Linked DNA regions of Homo sapiens: all the other regions are linked to region 1. A link is a contact called in ENCODE Hi-C or POLR2A ChIA-PET data. All regions are on one chromosome and are shown on one strand. The core of a region is the stretch at or near the end of the contact, and the rest is flanking DNA. Distances in the headings are between cores, read along the strand shown.

What was found. A loop is a pair of places that touch in the nucleus more often than their neighbours do. ChIA-PET counts read pairs that join two places held with the same protein, here RNA polymerase II (POLR2A). Pooled maps may share reads with other maps.
Region 2: a loop to region 1 is called in a pooled map, with 2.4 times the contacts of the local background. The contact joins the promoter of FAAP100 here to the promoter of LINC03048 in region 1. A Hi-C loop is called at or near these places in 2 of 168 maps with a recorded cell type or tissue (OCI-LY7 and PC-9), 1 of 37 single-sample maps with no recorded cell type and 10 of 50 pooled maps. POLR2A ChIA-PET finds 5 or more read pairs at or near these places in 9 of 52 experiments (AG04450, Caco-2, H1 and 6 more).
Region 3: a map of ascending aorta shows a loop between it and region 1 (7-fold over the local background). The contact joins the enhancer-like site here to the promoter of LINC03048 in region 1. A Hi-C loop is called at or near these places in 20 of 168 maps with a recorded cell type or tissue (A673, IMR-90, MCF 10A and 16 more), 5 of 37 single-sample maps with no recorded cell type and 26 of 50 pooled maps. POLR2A ChIA-PET finds 5 or more read pairs at or near these places in 7 of 52 experiments (AG04449, AG04450, Caco-2 and 4 more).

Annotation. Positions count from the first base shown.
Region 1 is chr17:81,384,088-81,386,652 of GRCh38, forward strand. It overlaps LINC03048 (long intergenic non-protein coding RNA 3048), which reads right to left and starts at 1,295. Exons shown (of 4, transcript NR_164137.1): 1 at 1,042-1,295. RefSeq lists an enhancer at 1,903-2,471.
Region 2 is chr17:81,551,075-81,553,639 of GRCh38, forward strand. FAAP100 (FA core complex associated protein 100) reads right to left here and starts at 1,279. Exons shown (of 9, transcript NM_025161.6): 1 at 1,092-1,279; 2 at 854-978; 3 at 1-129. The coding sequence starts at 1,256. LOC124904085 (a long non-coding RNA gene) reads left to right here and starts at 1,285. Exons shown (of 2, transcript XR_007065947.1): 1 at 1,285-1,432; 2 at 1,968-2,565. RefSeq lists silencers at 846-945, 1,006-1,245, 1,386-1,545, 2,126-2,205, 2,216-2,285 and enhancers at 1,686-1,805, 2,335-2,565.
Region 3 is chr17:81,253,710-81,256,274 of GRCh38, forward strand. The region is part of intron 11 of SLC38A10 (solute carrier family 38 member 10); the gene reads right to left. Among named protein-coding and RNA genes, the nearest start is that of NDUFAF8, 16 kb to the left of the region's middle. RefSeq lists an enhancer at 998-1,689. Within about 2 kb of position 1,267, at least 21 of the 41 ENCODE cell types and tissues checked have a DNase peak (open chromatin) inside an H3K27ac peak, as active enhancers do; they include A673, ascending aorta, heart right ventricle and 3 more, where a contact is called at or near this core.

The DNA of each region.
Region 1 (2,565 bases), core at 45-2,544:
TGTCGGGGGGCCTGGGCCCATTTGCCTGGACGCTGCGGGCACCCTGCCCCTCTGGCTCCCCGGGGTCCTGGGCCTCTCGCGGGCAGGAATGCCATCTGTGCCATCTGACCAGGGCTCCCCTCACTGTGCACCCTGGCGTTTTGGGGCGTGGGAAGGCGTTCAAGGCTGGTTTCTGTTTCCCCGTCAAGCCCTGAGTGGAGTGCGACCGGAGGCTGGCCAGTGGCTCCCCGGGCACCTAGGGGAGGCTGGGGGCAAACTGAGGCAGTCTAGAGCCTACAATCACTCCAGGGGCCTGTGGGGCAGGGACAGGGCTGAGGGGACCTGGCACCCTGTGGGTTCCCCAGCAGTGTGGCTGGGGACATGGGGACAGAGCCCACCTTGCAGCCTCTGATCTCTGGGCCTGGACATTTGTTTGGAGTAGTGTTCACTGGTTTGTTTTGTTTTCTTTTTTTTGAGACAGAGTCTCTCTCTGTTGCCCAGGCTGGAGTGCAGTGGCGCGATCTCAGCTCACTGCAAGCTCCGCCTCCTGGGTTCGAGCGATTCTCGTGCCTCAGCCTCCCAAGTAGCTGGGGCTACAGGTGCCCACCACCACGCCTGGCTAATTTTTGTATTCTTAGTAGAGACGGGGTTTCACCAAGTTGGCCAGGCTGGTCTTGGACTCCTGGCCTCAGGTGATCCACCCGCCTCAGCCTCCCAAAGTGCTGGGATTACAGGTGTGAACCACCACGCCTGGCCTGTTTTGTTTTCTGATTGCAAAATGAATACATTTCAAAAGGGAAATTTGAAAAATATAAAAAATCCTTAAAAAGAGAATAAAACCCACCCATCAACCCATCATGCTATACCCAGGAACACTACCTCCAGCTTCCAGGACCCCCAACCTCAGCCAAGGGTCTCCACATACTTCTCTCTTCTGTAATTGGGTCTTCCCGCGGAGGCTGGGGCCTGGGCGGATGGATGCCCAGGGTGGGGGCTACCTCCTCTGGACTGCCGAGACCTCCCCAGCAATGAGGTGCCAGACCAGGACCGGGGTGAACTCACCATGAGCTTCTGTTGCCGTCTGGGCCTGGGCTGGGAGCAGGAATCTCTGGGGAAGGCCAAGCATGTTTCAGAGTCATCGGGATCAGGGCCACCCTCTCCCTCCCCCAGTGTCTGCAGCCATTTTCATAGGAAAAAAACTGGGTTTAACAAAGCTGTTCCAGACCTCCTGACCTGAAACTGATTTCTACCCTTCCGTGTGGCCCTAAGGCTCCCAGGCACGAGGCGCATAGCTAGGGGAAGACAGTGCCTCTGACACCCATTTAAGAGTTAACTGAGGCCAAAAAGCCGCTCTGCACGCCCCTCTTGTTCAGAGGCCCACTGATCCCCTGGTCCCGTGGTCACCACGGGGTATGGGTGCAGACAAAGCCGTGTTCATGGAAGCTCCGGGCCTGATGACAGTGGCACAAGGACCCCATTCTCTGCTGTCTCCAGCTGCATCCCCTCCCCCAGCCGGCCTGACATCAGAGACAGCGGGTCAGACATCCCGGGATCCCCCACTCCCACCCCAGGGCGCAGGCTCAGCTGCTGGGGCTCAGGGAAATGCACAAGAGGGCCTGTGCTGGGGAGACAGGGCGTGGATGAACTGCCTGAGTGGTGCAGACAGCTGCAGCTTGGCCCAGCAAGTCTTCAGTGGGAAGCTGCCTGCATTTTTACAACTGATTTTTGAACCTGAAAGTGGAGGTTCACATCCAGCCTGTTCAACGTAATCTTGTTGGTTCCAGTCCAACGTGACCTTTTGGAATCTGGTTTCCAGACTCTTGCCATATATTAGCAGTTCCTCCCGGCTGCAGGCTGCGATCTGCCTTGCTGGGGCCTCATCCCAGAGAAACAGGCTGGCCGGGAGCATTCGGAGGGGCTTCCCAGGAAGAGCTGGACCCTGACACATCTTTCCGTGGGTGCTGTGGCCAAGACGCCCAATGGCTGGTCATGAGGCCCATTTTGTTCTGCTCCTGGTCTACAAGGCAGAAGTCGGGACGCATCATGTCTGCCCCAGCCAGGAGTCTTAGGGTTGTCCCAGGCCCAAAAGTCAGCCAACCCTAGTACTAGTTTTCCAGAAGAATCCAGAGCCTACGCACCCAGGCCCTCAGTGTGAACAAGGGCACGTTATTTGCTCTCACAGTCTCCTTCTGCTCATCTGTAAAATGGGCATGGCCACCATGCCCTCTGTGTCCCAGGCTGTCTAGAGGGTTGAGCAGGCAGGGTAGGATCTGGTACCCACCATGCCCCCGATGCCCACGCAGGCCAGAGAGGGGAGAAATGGAGTTGGCTGAGGCCTGGCCCTCCAATGCCCTCTCTGGGCTCTGAACCAGGGCTCCGTCCGTCCCCTGGGGCTGCCTCCCGCAGGCCAGGGCTCCTTTATCCTCCCCGTTGAGCACCTGGGGCGCGGGGATGACAGCCTCATTTCCCCAAGCAGCCCCCACAGGGCTCCCTGGATTCCTCTCTGACAAGCACATGCGCCGGCTCTGGTCTTGGCTCCGTGTGCCCCAGCACGACAGAACAAGTGCGGCAAGACCCAGGCCTGCA
Region 2 (2,565 bases), core at 29-2,528, 170 kb after region 1:
AGCACACTGTCCAGCAAGGTGAACGCGCACAGCGCAGCATCGGGAAGGATGCAGGCATCGGGGTCCACAGGGATCACGGGGGAAGGCTGGTCACCGTCCTCGCTGTCCCTGTCATCCTGGCTCGTAGACCTTTGAGAACAGGGACGCACTGGTCAGGCCTGGGCAGGGTGGGATTCCCACGTTCTCTTCACAATAACCTGGCATGGAGTAGTCTGGCTCAGGGGTTCCCGCAGTGACCCCCAAGGCCGCTCAGCAGTCCATCTGCCACATGGCCTCCCACCTTCCCCACGAAGGATACTCTTGACAAGAAGTACCAGGCATCCAAAACCAGCGTGAACCGACACCTGTCAGCATAGAACCGTCAGGCTGAGGCCCAGGCTGCAAAGTGCACAGGCTGCCCCCTCTACAGCCTGGGCCGCGGTCAGCAGCTGCTGGCTCTGCACTGAAGACAGGCCTGGCTGCCCGGAGCTCGCTTCCTTCCAACCCAGATGGTGTCCACTGATCACTGACTCGGGGTCACGGTGCCTTTGCTGTCTCCTCCCTCCAATAAAGACCCAACCTCGGGGGCGTGTCTCACCAGACAGCACCGGGCCACCAGGGCCCAAAGGACAGGATCCCGCGCCCCGCCGTGGGCTTAACCATGTGAACCCCACTTACTAAGGACTGTGAGCAAGACACTTGCAGAAAGAGTGCTGGGGGCAGGGGCTCCAGATAATCGGGCAGGGATGGCGGCCGAGGCTTCAGAGCTGGCGGCAGCCCGGGTCCCCAAGCGCGATGAGGTGGGGCTGCTCGCTCTGAAGCAGTCCGGGGGCAGCAGGAGTGTGCGGGAGGGAGGCCGCGGGCCCGCCCTCACCTGCTCCTGCCCGGGTGGTCCAGCGACAGGCAGTAGAGGCCCCTCCGGGCGCACAGCGCGTACAGCAACCTGCGCGGCGCCAGCAGCTCCAGGTGCCACACCTGGTCGGGGAACCGGAACGCCGCCTGCGGACCGGGGCGCGGGTCAGGCCGACGCGACGCGCGGGCCCGCGGTCTTCATTTTCACGCGAACCGCCGCCCCCGCCCGGTCCCTCCCGCCCCCGCGGGCCGGCGCTCACGGTCAGCAGCCCGCCCTCCTGGTCGTACACGTAGACGAGCTCGCTCCCGGTGGACAGGAAGACCTCTGCCTCATGGCACAGCACGCGGGGCTTGCCCGCCGCCAGGCCCCCGAGAGGGCAGCAGAAGCCCGCCAGGTAGCGGACCCGCGGCGCGGCGCCGGCCATCGTGCGCGCGGGCCCGTCAGAGTGAGAAGCCCCGGCCGCGCGGCGGCGGCTCCGCCTCGGAGCGCTTTACGGCAGCCCGCTGTGCGGCGCGACCTCCGCCGTAAAGCGGTCGGCGGTGCCGGGGGCGGGCCGGAAAGGACGCGCTGCAGGGACTCCGGGAGCTGGGGCGGTCGCTGGTACCCACGGGGAGCAGGGGAGCCTTCCTAGGGGCCGCGGCACCGTGCCGCAGGTCGAGGTTGACCCGGCCGGGCTGGTGGGAGCCCTCGGCGGCTTCATGGCCCCGGCTGCTGCACGGGTTCCCCAGGGTGGGGAAGCGGGTCCTGGCCGAGCAGAGGTTGCTCTTGGGCGGGGCGTCTCCCCGGAGCAAGCGCTCAGCTACTCGGGCTTTTGCGTAAACGCCTCGATTCTCTGGGCTCTCGGAGAGCAGCTGGGTCCTGCCGGAGCGCACTCCAGCCGGGGTCGGGGTGGGGCAGCGCCGGCTCTTGTCGTCCTAGGGATGGGTCTCTGCCCTGTGCTCTGCGAGCCGCCCCGGCCGCCCCCGCGTTCAGGGCCCAGCGGAGTGAGCCAGCTTAGGTGGAAGTGCGTCCCTCCCTCCGTGGCTGAACACGTGGGGACAGGGAGTACACCAATGGGGTTTCTGGGTTGGGGGCAGAGGACAAGAAAATGACTGTGAGCCAGGGCAAGATACCTCCACCCTCTCCCTCCTGGCAGCTCTCCACTTCCTCCAGGAGAGAAGTACTGACCAGAGAACGCCCGTGGAGGGGCCTGCAGTACGGACACCTGCTCCATGCCCGGAAGAGAGCGGAAACCAGGCACACCATTCACAAGTAAATGACCAAGGAACCCCGCCCCCGGCCCGCCTCCCTCCGTTTAAGAAGCCAATCTGAAGAGCGCTAAGGCCAGACACCCTCGAGGGAGAATCTAGGGGCAGGGCTGCAAAACTGGGCTTGGAAGTTAGGCAGACATCGTGGAGTCCGGGTGCACCTGCTGGAGCACAAAGCACCACTTGCAGACATCCTGACCGCCCCCCTTTGAGGTTGGGGTGGGGACTGACCCCAAGGCAACGGGGATGTCTGATTCTGAATGTTGGGTTAGACAGACTCAAGTGCGGCACCTGGAGTCAGTTCCTTGCTCCTCTCTTCTCGCCAGGGCTGCTCTGAAGGTGTTTGGGCTGGAAATGCTGTCTTTGATGCTGGGGAGTGGGGAGAGGAGGGCCAGGTGCATCTCATTTGGCCTTCAGAGTCAGGAAGTCAGATGCCGCATCGTTGTGAATTTCCCCACAGGGATCCTCCGCTGGTCTTCTGACCGA
Region 3 (2,565 bases), core at 17-2,516, 130 kb before region 1:
CATCACCATCATCACCATCTCCATCCCTACCACCATCACCATCATCATCACCGTCACCATCATCACCATCTCCATCCCTACCACCATCACCATCATCATCACCGTCACCATCATCACCATCACCGCTATCATCACCACCATCTCCATCCCTACCACCATCACCATCATCATCACCATCACCACTACCATCACCACCATCACTGCCAACCCTACCATCATTGCCATCACCTCCATTATCGTCATCACCACCACCATCTCCATCCCCACCACCATCGCTGCATCATTGCCACCACCTCCATAATCATCACCTACATCACCGTCACCTCCACCGTCACTGCCATCACCTCCATCATCGTCGTCACCTCCGTCACCACCACCACCACCGCCATCACCACCTCCCTGTCCCAGCAAGGCCATATGTCCACTGAGACAGGCGCTGCAGCCGAGGGGGACTCAGGTGAAGCTGTCTGAGGAAGAATTCACACAGAGTCCAGTTCAGAGCAGCAGATGGGGCCTCACCAGCTCCCATAGGAGAAGAAAATGGGGACAATTAGCTTAGCTTTCTACCAGCCTTCTAAGAGCAGCCTGATATGTTAGTCTAGGGAAACAGACAGTTACACTGTTGTCAGTTTGGAGTTGAGAGTCCTAGACAAACTGTAGAGGGAAGGTACCACCCTACTGGGTAATAAACTAGTTAACAGAAAGCAGACGCTAGGCTCTACAGTTTAGTTAAAGTAACAAATTCAACTTTTTTTTAAGATGGACTCCTGCTGTGTCGCCCAGGCTGGAGTGCAGTGGCACAATTTCGGCTCACTGCAACCTCTGCCTCCCAGGTTCAAGCAATTTTCATGCCTCAGCCTCCTGTAGCTGGAATTACAGGAACCTGCCACAATGCCTGGCTGATTTTTGTATCTTTAGTAGAGACAGGGTTTCACCACGTTGGCCAGGCTGGTCTCAAACTCCTGACCTCAAGTGATCCACCCGCCTCATTCTCCCAAAGTGCTGGGATTACATGCGTGAGCCACCGCGCCTGGCCCAAGTGACCAATTCTATAAGCGTATGGCCACCCGCCTGAGCAGGTGAAAACATACTGGTCTCCATCACACGATTAGGCTTCGGCAGAGGCCCCATGCGGAAACAAGCCATAACTGTCAATCAAGAGGGCCTGTCCAATGGATTACTAAGTGAAGAAAGGGAGGCTGGGGAGGGGAAGGGAAAATATAGCAAAACAAAGGAAATCTCCGTTGTCATAGGACAAGTTGCCTCAGAGCAGTCATTTTCTCAGCAGGAGCAAAATTCAGTTCCTCAGGCCGTGAATGACCAGTCTGGGGCTCCAGGGGGAGCTCTGTGTGGGTGCAGGAGCCGCGGGACGGGAAGTGAGCACGGTGAGCCGGGAGCTGCCCCAGAGGTCCCTTTGGAGAACCTCCCGGGAACGCCACGCCTCTCAGCGTTCTGCAAGTGTTGCTGGATTGCACGGGCACCTGCAGGAAGGCTGTGCGAGTGTCCTGGCTCCCCGCCGCCTGCAGCAGCTGACCAGCCAAGGGCTGCACTCACAGCCTTCATGCCCGGCGCTCTGCAGCTGTCTGCGGGCAATGCACACAGCCTTCTCCACAACGGAGCCCATCTTTGCGTCAGGGACAGTTTGCCGGCAGTGCCTCTTGGCTGCAGTAAAACTAACACAAAACTTCAAAATCAGCAACTGAAAAACGTCCGAGTGCTGCCAGCCGCTTCCACTCTCAACATGAACACAGGTTGCGCAAAGACAGAAAGGGGCCCTGTATGGGGAGTGCCCCCGCCAGCTCACGACTGAGCTCCTCGGGAGGGAGGAGATCTCTGGCATCCGAATTTCTTCTCCTAGAAGGCCAGCAACACACCCGGCTAAGCCACAGTAGAGGCGGCCACGGCCAAGGGGGATGGCTCCACGCACGCCCCCAGGAACACCCAGCAGAGGGTGCTGCCGCAGGGCAACCATCCTCCCTCATTTGGCTTCAAAAATCGCCTCCAGGCCAGGCATGATGGCTCACTCCGGTAATCCCAGCACTTTGAGAGGCCGAGGCAGGAGGATCACTTGAGGTCAGGAGTTCAACACCATCCTGGCAAAACCCTGTCTCAACAAAAATACAAAATTAGCCGGGTGTGGTGCCGCGCCTGTATTCTCGGCTACTCAGAGGCTGAGGTGGGAGAATTGCTTGAACTTGGGAGGTGGAGGCTGTAGTGAGCCAATATCGTGCCACTGCACTCCAGCCTGGGCGACAGAGCGAGACTCCATCTCAAAAAAAAAATCATCTCCAGTCACAAGAAACCACGACCCGTGACCATCATTGGCACGTGGTGCCAGGAATGCTGTGTTTATGCTGTCCCAGCGGCTCCTCACTGCCAGGTGCTGACGCAGGTTCCCAGCTCCTGGCACCCACAAAAACACACACCTTCCTAACAAGTGACAGAGGCCACAACTCAGCCACGGCGGAGGCGGATCCCTCAGACTTTCCTCCCTGCTGTCTAGTCGGGCATGGAGGCCCCAAGGCTGCCAAGGCCACAGCTCAGGGCTCGGTCTTTGGAGTCAGA